Regions from separate parts of the Homo sapiens genome. Here all the other regions are linked to region 1. The links are chromatin contacts, found by Hi-C or POLR2A ChIA-PET in ENCODE. All regions are on one chromosome and are shown on one strand. Each heading gives the region's core, a stretch centred on a gene start or an enhancer-like site at or near the end of the contact. The rest is flanking DNA. Distances are from core to core; before and after follow the strand shown. Region 1 overlaps ABCG1 (ATP binding cassette subfamily G member 1). Region 2 overlaps PRDM15 (PR/SET domain 15). Region 3 holds the start of SLC37A1 (solute carrier family 37 member 1).

Region 1 (3,745 bases), core at 922-3,421:
CCATTGAAAAGGACCACCCTATCATCCCAACCTTGTCCTGCCCGCTCATCGAGCCAGTTTTGTGGCCCCAAGAAGCAAGTAAACTTCACACGGTGGCTGGCCACAGCTCTAATCCTACATCGAGTCCTTATTCATCTTCAGACTTAAGACAACTTAGTGTATCTCGCTGAGCCTCTGTTATCTCATTTGTAAACTGAGGTAACAACACGTACCTCCTTCCACCTGGTGCTGCTGGGGAGACAAAATGAGATCAGGACTGTGAAGCATTTGCCACCCGGTTGGGCCTCCATGAATACAGGTCCTCCCTTTCCTGCCCAAACCTAAAGCAAACCTCCTTCCTCCAAGCACTTGTTCAATTTGCAGACTCATCATTTTACCATCAGGAGAGTCAAAACAGTAGGGCCTGGAGGCAAACTAGTCAGGTCTGAATCCCACTTCCCTCCTGGGTAGGTCACCGACCGACCGTGGGCCTCTGTATTCCAGAGGAGATAGTGACAGCCCTAGCTCCTCACAGGGTATGGTCAGGCAAGTTCATGTCTGCTGGGCGCTGAGCTGTCCCTGTGTTCGTTTCTGTTGTTGCCTTTGTGTTGTGATCCCTGCCGTTCCTGCCAGCAATACCACTTAGTGCTGCTGTTGCTTCCCTTCATGTGTCTGGTGGGTCTCTCCCAAGCCGATCCCTGCGGGGTCTGGGGGCCACCTTCCTATACCCCGCACACACCCCTTGTTGGGCTCCTGACCCTGCCTCCATGCCAGCAGCACAGCATGCCAGGGAGGAAAGGGGTAAGTGCAAGAGAGACAAAGCACGTTTGTGTTATGTTCCCATCAGTGAAAATGAGACTCAGGAATGGCCCACATGGAGGGTACCGCGGGAGAGACCCTGACCTCACACAGGCAAGTTCTGTCCACTGGCGCTCACTGTGTGTGTGACCCAAAGAACTAAAATCTCAATGACCATGAGCGGCCACCAGAGGAGGCCTGCAGGGAGGCTCATGGGTGGCCCCTGACTCATTCCCTGGGAGGTCCCAGCCCTGTTTTCAGGGCTCTCTTCCAACAGGCTAGCTGGACTGTGCTCCTCCACGTTTGGGCACCACTGCATGCGGCTGCCTATCTCTGGGAGCCTGGAGTCCCCCTCCATGCAGGATGCCCAGAGCACCCACGGGAAACCAAAGACCACTGAGGCATGGGGCAGGGAATGGGAAGTGAACTGGGTTTGGATCTGGCTTCCACCCCCTCTATAATGCCTTCAAAATAAGACTGGAAGCACCAAAGTCCCCAAAGAGCTGGGTCCACTCTGCTTGTCCCCTGGGAACATGGCTTCAATGGGATGTGCCACCCCAGGAGAAGGTCAACACGCGCAGCTAGAAACCCTCAGTTCCTCCTCCAGTCTTCATCTCTCCTCCTGTCCCCAAGAGTCCTCAGTGGTTTAGACTTAGAATCCTTTAAACGCCCCCTCCCCCTGCACCCCCATATGTGTTCACACGTGACCCAAGACACACAACACACGGGCACCTTCCTCACCCAGTGAGGACTCTTCATCCCCCTCTCACTTTTTTTTTTTTTTTGAGATGGAATCTCACTCTGTCACCCAGGCTGGAGTGCAGTGGCGCCATCTCGGCTGACTGCAACCTCCGCCTCCCAGGTTCAAGTGATTCTCCTGCCTCAGCCTCCCAAGTAGCTGGGACTACAGGCGTGCACCACCATGCCTGGCTAATTTTTGTATTTTTAGTAGAGATGGGATTTCATCATGCTGGCCAGGCTGGTCTCAAACTCCTGACCCTGGTGATCTGCCTGCCTCAGCCTCCCAAAGTGCCGGGATTACAGGTGTGAGCCACTGCGCCTGGCCCTCCCTCTCACTTCTTTACAGCTCCATACCGTCTTTTTACTTTTTTGATTTCAAACTGCCTTACATTTACAAAATGATGATGCTGATGATGGCAATAGCTGATGCTTATATAGATCTACTATGCCGCAGGGCACGATTCTAAGCTTTCGCATACATTAACTCACTTAATTCTCAACACAGAACTCATTTAATTCTCACCAGAACCCTGCAAGGTCCATATTTCAATACACCCAGATGAGAAAACTGAGGCACCAGAGACCTAAAATAACCTTCCCCAAGAACCATAGCTAGTAAGCAGAAGTGAAACCGACCAGAAACAGAACTTAAACTGAGTGGTCTGGCTCCGGAGTCCACACACAATATGACACTTACTTTCTGTGCAGATCACTTGCTTGTGAGATGTGAGGAAGAAAAATAAATGAATAAATCAATGAAAAATAAATGTGCCCACGAGCCAGCCAGGCGGTAATCTCAGCAACACACCCCAGGCCCGGCGCCCCTCCCTCATCCCAGTCCCCTGCCTTCACCAGATGTCCCCACTCTCTTGAATGGTATTACATCCTTGTTTTTCTCTATCTTGCACCACGTTCGTATTTATCCTTTAACAATTTTGGTGACTTTTGAATGTTTTGAAGTTTTTAGAAAAGGCATCACATTGCATGTGTTCCAGGAATTGCTTTTTCTCCCTCTCCATTATCTTGTCCATGAGATCTGTTCTTGTTGATGCCTGTAACTGTGCTTCATTTCTTTTCTGGGCTGTATAATATTCCACTGTGGACCCATCACAGTTTGTTTATTCGCTCTTTTTTTTTTTTTTTTTTGAGAGAGGTCTTGCTCTGTCACTCAGGCCAGAGTGCAGTGGCACAATCATGGCTCACCGCAACCTCAATCTCCCTGGCTCAAAAAGTCCTCCCTCAGCCCCCCAAGTAACTGGGACTACAGGTGTGCACCACCATGCCCAGGTGTTTTTTTTTTTAATTTTTTAAATTTTTTTATTTTGCAGAGGCAGGGTTTCGCCATGTTGCCCAGGCTGCTCTCGAACTCCTGGGCTCAAACAATTCACCCGCCTCGGCCTCCTAAAGTTCTGAGATTACAGGCGTGAGCCACCGCACCTGCCTGGTTTATTCACTCTTCTTTCAATGAGCATTTGGGTCATATCCAGTCTTGTTGTTGTTATGAACAGTGCTGCTGAGAGCGCTGTATTCAGGTCGAAGTGAAAATGCTGGGCCACAGAGGGTGCGTATCTTCAACTCAGCTTCATGAAGCCAAACAACGTCTGTGGCAGCTGCCCTGCACCCCCCACGGGTGGTGCCTCACAGTCTTCCTTGCTCCAGGGTTCTCTAGTTTAGACAGAACTGCACTTCACTTCGCTTCCCTCCACCACTGCTGTCTGGACAGGTCCCAGGAGTCCTGCAACAGACACATCTCCACTCTCACACCAATCCTCTAATGAGGCCCCTCAGCAACTACTATCTTTCCAGATTTTACAGAGAAACTGGCTGGGGGATAAATCAGATGACGACGGAGATCATGACAATCTTACTGCAGCTTGAACAGGTTTAACAAATAAGCAGAAAGAAACCTAATCTTCTTTATCCTCCTCTCTATGCTTCCTACCACTTTTCTTTTTCAAAACGTTGCTCTCTCATGACCATCTTTGCTTCCTTTTCTTTTGTATAATATTAGTGACCTCAGGCTGCCCCAAGAAAATGCCACAAAATGTGCCGTCTCACCGTTCTGAGGGCAGAAGTTCAAAATCGAGATGTCCGCGATGCCACACTCCCTCCGGAGGCTCCAGGGGAGGGTCCTTCCTTGCGTCTCCAGGCTCTTGCTGGCCCCAGGCGTCTGTGGGCTGTGGCTGTGTTACTCCAACGGCTGCCTCCATCTTCATGGGGCTGTCTC
Region 2 (3,745 bases), core at 600-3,099, 420 kb after region 1:
CAACTGCAGGACAGGTGAGGGCGCCGGTCACGTCTCCCCTCGGCCGCTGTGCGGTACGGATTCTAGATACGCCGCGGAGACCGTGGAACTTTAGGCCAAAGTAAAGATTGTTTTCATGAATAGACAGCCTCACTTTTAACATTTCCCTCTGTCCATTTTGCTTCAAAGCAGTTGTTACCCTAAAGATACACAGATGGAAACTTTCCAGTAAAAAGGGATTGATTTTCTTCCTGCATTTGTCAGCCGAGCTGCGTATGGCCCCACACTGAGAGCATTGTAAAGCCGGGGTCCGTTCTGGCTAAAAACAGGGAGCAGCAGTGTCCAATGTTTTCTAGGGCCGTCTGAGGAAGAAAGGAAAAGATCAGGATAATGGCTGGAGGAGTGTGAGCGCTCCTCGCTTGCTTGCAAAGGTTGTTCCTAACCGCGAGCCCTCCTCCATCCACATCTCCTGCGGCGTCCAGGGTGGAACGGGGTTGCCCCTGCACGCATTCTTTTTGTTCTGAGCCTGCTTGTGTGCACCAGCTTCCAAAAATAAAGCATTTTCCTTGTGTGAGGCCTGAAGCCGGGTGTGCCTGGACCAGCCTGTAGTGGAGAGGTGGCCTCTTCGGGCCTGGGGGGCGTCTGAGGCCCCTGTCTCTCTGGCCGAATTTGCTGCTGGCAAGTAAACAGACCAAAGGAAAGCCAAGGCCGTCCTGCCGGCTGCGCTTCTCCACGTGGCCCGAGGACGCCCCTGTATTCTGCAGTGATGACGTGCACCCTCTGGGATGTGGGAGTCACACCTTCCCCATTCCCAGTGGTGGGTGGCACTGGAGGCCCAAGCAGTGGGGGTCCCCAGCGGGGCACAGAGGGGTGAGTCACTGTTGCCTTTGTGTCCCCCTCTCTCTAGGACTCATAGCACACCCTGGAGAGGGGGGGCCCGGCGGCAGTCGGCTTAGAGACCTACCAGGTTAGCCTTCGACGCCCACCCCGTCCTTGTCCGCCTGCTCTGTGTCTGTCACTTGCATCTCTGTGTTGTTCTTGTTAAGGTGCCACCCGCCCCTGTGTTGAGAACAGGGCACCTGCAGCAGCGGACTCCCAGGGGCTCTGACCAGGGCTGTCGCACATGGGCCATGTGAGAGGCCCTGCTCCCTTGCCGTAGCTGCTGGGCGCGGGGGGCCCTTGGTGGGGTTGGCTAGTTCTACTCTGAGGGCTCCTATTTGAAACCAGGGTTTGGTTCTTCCTCCCTGATGCCTTCTTCCTGGGGTTGGACTGTTCTGAGGGGCAGGAATGAGTCATGTTTTGCCTAAGCTTTAGCAGCTCTGAAGGATCCATGTCTGGCATGAGGTGGCCTCCAGAAGCTTCTGGATGAATTTCCAGTGTGCCGCACCTCCTGCATTTTAAGCCCTCCTATCACAAGAATTCCCAAGAAACCTGGGGCACAGTCCCCTGAAGACTTCCACTTAACGCAGCCCCGGCCAGACAGATGAACCTTCATCTTGTTTGCGAACCTCCCCTTGGGGTCCCCGCAGTCCTGCAGGAGTGTAGCAGGCGAGGGTTTCGGGGTTCCCAAGAGTGATGCTACCAGCTAAGGCGCTCTGGTGAGGCAGACTCAAGGTTGAGGAAGAGGCATTGCCCTCTGATATTTTCAACTATTTCTCTGGACCCAAATAAAACAAAGTACTAGAAGCGGCTAAGGCAGCAGCAGCTTCCTGTCAGCCAGAGGTGCTGTTAGGCCAGGTGCTGGCCTTTGTTAGTCACCTAGAACCCGCAGAGCGCCAGGGACCTGCATCGCACCACCTCTTCCCCTGAGATGTTCTAGTTTCAAAGGTTACCCGTTTTAGACTGAACAGAAAGGATAAAAACCTTGAAATGGAGCTTGTTTGCATAATATATGATTTGCATGCTCTTATACTTATTTATAGTATTGAAGTTAAGAGAATGTGTATCTTCCTTAGACAATTAAACCAAGAATTTGTACCAAGAATTAAACCAAGAATGTGGGAGTCACGCCTTCCCCATTCCCAGTGGTGGGTGGCACTGGAGGCCCAAGCAGTGGGGGTCCCCAGCGGGGCACAGAGGGATGGGTCACTGTTGCCTTTGTGTCACCCTCTCTCGAGGACTCATAGCACACCCTGGAGAGGGGTGTGGGGGGCAGTTTTAAAATGTTACAGTCTTGTGGGTTTTTCTGAAGCTCCCTCCATGGGACCTGTTGTGGTGCCTGTCCCTTGTGGTGTGACCAGGTGCTGGTGTAACTCATCTTCGTGTTCCTTGTGCTGTGTCTGACCATAAGTACTGTGCTACGGAATAGCAAAGGCTCACGTCCAGGCCCTCAGGCAAAATGCGGCCCACCAGCCTCCCCCAATAATCCCCTCTCCATCCCCAGGTGCCCTGCACCCCTCTCCCTTCGTCAGACCCCAGTAGGCAGCTGTTCTCAGTGGCTCATTTATTCAGACATAAACCTAGATCCCCTCGGCGCAGGGTTATTGGAGGGAGAAGCATTGTTGGGACCCAGTGCCCCTGTGGGTTCCTGAACTGGCAGTGAGTGGGTGGCTGCGGGAGAAGCCACCCTCGGCTTGGCAGAGTTGTCCGGGACAGCTGGGGAGTGGCCTGAAGTAGGTTCTCTTTCCATGGTCACGAGGGGCTTGTGAGGGAGAAAGCTGAAGCTCTTGGCAGCACCATTGCCTTCCACGGGGCGGCAGGACTAGTGGAGCCACCTGCCCAGGAGGGGGTGCTCATGGGTGCTGATTTGCACCTGCCTGGGAGGGGGGCTCACTTGTATTGGTTGGTACCTGCCTGGGAAGGAGGCTCACCTGTGCTCTTTAGCACCTGCCCGGGAGGGAGGCTCACCTGTGCTCTTTAGTGCCTGGCTGGGAGGGAGGCTCACCTATGCTGTTCAGGAGGCCCAGGTTGAGGGGAGTGTGGCAATCCAATGCCACAGCACTGTAAAGGTGTGGCCTATGGTGATCCGTTGCCACAGCACTGTAAAGGTGTGGCCTGTGGTGATCTGATGCCACAGTGCTGTAAGGTGTGGCCTGTGGTGATCCGATGCCACAGCGCTGTAAGGTGTGGCCTCTGGTGATCTGATGCCACAGTGCTGTAAAGGTGTGGCCTGTGGTGATCCGATGCCACAGTGCTGTAAGGTGTGGCCTGTGGCAATCTGATGCCACAGCGCTGTAAGGTGTGGCCTTTCACAAAGCGCTTGGCTCTAGTGGTCCCATTCCTAAGAATTCATGATAAAGAGATTTGACAGAAGAAAAAAATCTGCATTACTAAAGATTCCATCACTAAATTATCTACAGTGTCAAAAATAGCAAAGTGAGTTTTGAGAAGTGAGCTGGATGGAATATCACGTAGCCATTAAAGTGATCATGAAAACGTCCAGCACTGTAAACACGCACGCCTCAGACGCAGTGTGTGAAGGACACATACCATGCGGTCGTGTGGATCCGGACAGAGCCCATCAAATCTTAAGCCAAAACGAAACTGAGGGCAGTGGCTGTATGGATAATGTTTCACTTTATAGAAGGAAGGCAAGCAGTATGTTAGGCTGGGACTCAGCGTAGCATCTGTCACGGTGCTCCTCTTATGGCCCAGGTGAGGCTGGCTCTGGGCTGAGGTCACGCTGCAGGTGGGGTGGGATGTGGGCAGAGAAGCCTCGCACAGGGCCACCTCTACTGTGTTCAGCCCTGGCAGAGGCCACCTCCCACTGTCCTGCCGTGGTTGGAGCTGTGGGAGGGGACTGTCCCCTCCCAGCGCTTCCCCTGTC
Region 3 (3,745 bases), core at 782-3,281, 260 kb before region 1:
GGTGGCTGAGGCATGAAAATCACTTGAACCTGGGAAGCGGAGGTTGCAGTGAGCTGAGATTGCACCACTACACTCCAGCCTGGGCGACAGAGCGAGACCCTGTCTTAAAAAAATATAAAAAGATAGTAACTTAGGAAACAGCCCATTAGAGCATCTTTATTACAACCTGTAAAACCTGCACATGTACCCCTGAAACTAAAAGTTAAAAAAACAAACAGACTCTGAAAGACACATGGTTTTATACCTATTTCTTCAAAAAACCCACCCTAGGCAACTGTAAAACAGAATAAGCTGAGGAAAGAAACATTCACAAGCTCCACTCCCAGACCCACCCACATGTGATCTGCGCTGCCTAGAAGGTTCCAAGTAATCTGCAGAGACTCAAATAATGGGGATAGGAAGTGAGCAATAGCAGGAGTAAGGTTCCTCAGTCTTTTTAGGGCTGAGGTGGCATTACACATAATCAAAGCGGCCCCACAGATATTTTAAATAATCTACTTTATGACATTTTTTTTTAACTGGGTCTCACTTTACAGGCAAAGATGGGTGAGAAATGCAATTCTCCTCCAAAAGTTTTCATGCATTTTTTCTTTTCTTTTTTTTAAATTACGAGATAGAATACAACTTCCTGTCCAGAGTGTGCTCTTTCTATGGCTTTTTGCTTTTAAAGGCGCTTTCCATATTAAAGATGAATGAAAATGGTCACTATCTCTTTCCCCTTGGCTGAAGTACAAGGAACCTGAATTCCATTTGCACCACCTCCCTTACCTGCCTCCAACCCCCAACAAAGAGAACATCACAGGTGGGCTGCATGAAACAGAACGTGTAAATGCAGGTCCAAAATGACTTGGTGAATCACAGGTCTGGGGCCAGGTGTTTTCAAGCTTGCTCTCAAAGGGGATTAATAAAAAAACAACGGGGGAAGTCTAAAATATTTATCCACTTACACAACTTCAGACGATTTAAGTTCAAGGGCCGGCAGGCAGGCAGGCAGGCACCTTCCAGGCAAAGAGCTAAGGGAGACCCGGAAAGGGCAGGCTTTAGCAATTCCTCCTTTGGAAATTCAAACCTGGGGCCGCGGGCTGGGGTGTTAGCGGGGAGTGGGGGTGGTAAGGGGCTTGGCCAGTATCCTTCGTTCAAATGCAAATCCTTAGACTGAACGTACCTTCTCGGTCACCAGGATTACGGCGTGGGCCGTAAGGGCTGGAAGGCTGGTGGCCAGCGGCGAGGGGACTTTCCGGCGCGTCAAGCCCTTTATTATAAACCCAGAAGGTCGCTGTCACTCGCATTGGCCAGGAGGCCCACGGGCTCCGGGAACCAGCTGCTCAGCCGACAAACAACGCAAAGGCCCAGGGTGCCGGCGCTCCGAGCCAGCGTTCTGTGCCGGCTCCTCCCTGGGCGGCTGGTCCCCGGAGGAGGTGAATTCCGCGGGCACGCCCACGTCCCCATCGCGGCAGACAATGCGCAGGGTCCCCTCCTGCCGGCTCTCTGGACCCTCAGCTGTCACCGCGGCCCGGGCCGGGGTGGGCAGGGGACCCGGCTGGACAGCTAAGCTCGCCCCTGCCGGGGACTCCGTGGAGCGGCTGCCGGCCCCGTGCCCGCTCCCTCTGCCTCCACTTCCCCGGAATCCCAGCGTTGCCCCGGTCCGGGAACGCCCGGCATTGTCGCCGAGGGCCACTCTTCTAGATGTCGTATTTCAAAGACTTCCCTCCGCGAAAATAGCTTGAGACCGTCCCCGGCTCTCGGAAAACATCCAAACCAGCCCCCACCTCCCCCCGAAAAAAAAGAAAAGGAAGGAGAGGAGCCGAGCTCCGAGTGCGCAGGGCCCCGCGCCCGGCTCCCTGAGGGCGCCGCAGGTGCTGAGCGGCTGCGGCGCCTGAGCGCCGGCTGCCCCGCAGGTGCGGGCGGGGGGGCGGGGGGTCCCCGCCTCCCGGTCCGGCCCCGGCCCCGCGCCTCACCTGCGCCGCCGAGGCCCGCGCTCCGCAGCCCAGCCCGGCCCGGCCGCCGCGGGCGCTTCCTGCTCGCGACTTCCTGGAGCGGCGCGCGGGAGGCCCCGCCGCCCTTTCACTTTCCCTGGCCCGCGGGGCGCCGGCGGAGCCGCGCGGCTCCTCCCCCTCCCCGGCCGCCGCGACCCCCGGCTCCGGCCCCGGCCCCGGCGTGCCCAGGGTCGCACCAGCCCCGGGGCCACCGGGCGGGGGCGCCCCCACGCCTTGCGGCACTGCCCGGCCTTTGCGGGCGAACCCGGGTCATGGCCCGCGCCTTCCCCGGCTCCGAGGGCGCACGGGCTTTCGCTGGCGCGCTCCCCACCGGCCTCCGGGCAGTCCCAGGCGGCCTCTGCACCCCTGGCGCTCTGTCCTCAAGGCAGGTCTTCCCCACAGGCGGCGAGGGTCACATGCCGCCGCGCCCCCACCCCCAAAGAGGGCCTTTGCTTGGCCTCCCGGCTTCTATTCCTATTGTGTCATGTCAAGGGGCACAATCATGAAGACTAGCACTCCATAGCGTGGAAATGCGGCACGCGGATTTGGCTATGTCGAACCAACTTGTAAGCCAACTTGTGTCCCACCTCGCAGGCACGTGACAGAGGCAGCTCCCTGTTAGGCTGCGGGAGCCCGCCGGGTTCTTACCCTTGCGGGCCAGTGCCCTGGCACACAGGCTCCCACGTCACCCCAGAAACAACTCTTCTCCTTAGGCAGCCCCAGGGAGGGGCCTGGCCAGTCCCCTAGAAGCTACTGCCGAACACCCACAGTGGACCCCCAGGATGGCTTCAGAGCAGAGGGGGCTCCCAGCCCACTCCTCGGGGAAGAGCAAAGTGAGGCAGAGCGGAAATTTTCCGGGGAAAAAGCCTGCCCCCGGATAAAACAATGTTTAAGGATAAAACCAACCCGAGGCCTGGCTGTAAATGTCCCAACAGGCCAGTGCCCCTCGCACCCTTCCCCAGGCACGTTGAGCTTCCCTCTGGAGAATGGAGAAGGCATTCTTCCCTGTGTTTGGCTCCCCTGCCCTGCTAGGCCTCGCAGTTTCCCCCTGGGGCCCTGCTTTGTTTCTAGAACACTCTGATGTCTGTGTCTCTCTTTGCTGAGCTGGGCTGCGTGAAATCCATCACTTTGTTAGGCATTTGAGAAGCCTTCTGCAGGCAGAAAGAAAACCTGCCCACTTCTTTGCCACGCAGGGTTCAGCCCCAGGAAGCCCGCCGGCCCCTCATTCCGCAAGCGGGATGGCCCAGGGCTCCAGTCTTCTCCTTTTGGCCAGGTTTTCTTCAGACCTTCTTTCTCTCCGCAGGCCCCCTGTGCCAGTGCTTTCTCCTCTCTTTTCTAGCTCTCCATTCCCGGTGATAGCCCAGTGTGGCTCCCACCCCTCTCTCCAATGGTCTCCCCAGCCCTGGCCCTTGCCATTGGTTCGGCTCGAGGCTACCCCTCTCTCACTGCACTTGTGCAACAGCGTTCTCACTTCCAAGTTCTACCTCCTGCAATCCACTCTTTAAGCTGCCTCAAGTTGCCCTCCTAAAGCAAAATCTGATCTTGTCATTCCTGATTTTCAAACCTTTCGGGCATCCCATCACCTACAGGTTTTACACTTGAAAGGCGATAATACAAGCTCAGGATATATAGGACACCTCGGCCTCATATGGAGACAGCTTCTTCCCACCCCCCCTCCCCCCCACCCAGTTGTACTGACGTATAACTGACAAATAAAAATTACATAATTTGTAGTATAGGATGTGATGTTTTGATATATGAATACATTG

What was found. Hi-C counts contacts between places; a loop is a spot of excess contacts on that map. ChIA-PET counts read pairs that join two places held with the same protein, here RNA polymerase II (POLR2A). Pooled maps may share reads with other maps.
Region 2: a pooled map shows a loop between it and region 1 (3-fold over the local background). The contact joins two enhancer-like sites. A Hi-C loop is called at or near these places in 2 of 37 single-sample maps with no recorded cell type and 4 of 50 pooled maps. POLR2A ChIA-PET finds 5 or more read pairs at or near these places in 1 of 52 experiments (WTC11).
Region 3: a loop to region 1 is called in a pooled map, with 2.6 times the contacts of the local background. The contact joins the promoter of SLC37A1 here to the enhancer-like site in region 1. A Hi-C loop is called at or near these places in 4 of 168 maps with a recorded cell type or tissue (B cell, Right ventricle myocardium inferior, naive thymus-derived CD4-positive, alpha-beta T cell and 1 more), 13 of 37 single-sample maps with no recorded cell type and 15 of 50 pooled maps. POLR2A ChIA-PET finds 5 or more read pairs at or near these places in 7 of 52 experiments (Caco-2, GM12878, activated CD4-positive, alpha-beta T cell and 3 more).

What each region holds. Positions count from the first base shown.
Region 1 is chr21:42,247,822-42,251,566 of GRCh38, reverse strand. The region is part of intron 2 of ABCG1 (ATP binding cassette subfamily G member 1); the gene reads right to left. Among named protein-coding and RNA genes, the nearest start is that of ABCG1, 31 kb to the right of the region's middle. Within about 2 kb of position 2,171, at least 3 of the 41 ENCODE cell types and tissues checked have a DNase peak (open chromatin) inside an H3K27ac peak, as active enhancers do; they include GM12878, where a contact is called at or near this core.
Region 2 is chr21:41,831,706-41,835,450 of GRCh38, reverse strand. PRDM15 (PR/SET domain 15) reads left to right here. Exons shown (of 24, transcript NM_001040424.3): 11 at 1-14. Among named protein-coding and RNA genes, the nearest start is that of PRDM15, 46 kb to the left of the region's middle. RefSeq lists enhancers at 1,003-1,122, 1,903-1,972. Within about 2 kb of position 1,849, at least 5 of the 41 ENCODE cell types and tissues checked have a DNase peak (open chromatin) inside an H3K27ac peak, as active enhancers do.
Region 3 is chr21:42,512,138-42,515,882 of GRCh38, reverse strand. SLC37A1 (solute carrier family 37 member 1) reads right to left here and starts at 2,031. Exons shown (of 20, transcript NM_001320537.2): 1 at 1,166-2,031. RefSeq lists enhancers at 1,111-1,340, 2,182-2,904, 2,905-3,627 and silencers at 1,501-1,600, 1,611-1,690, 1,911-2,270.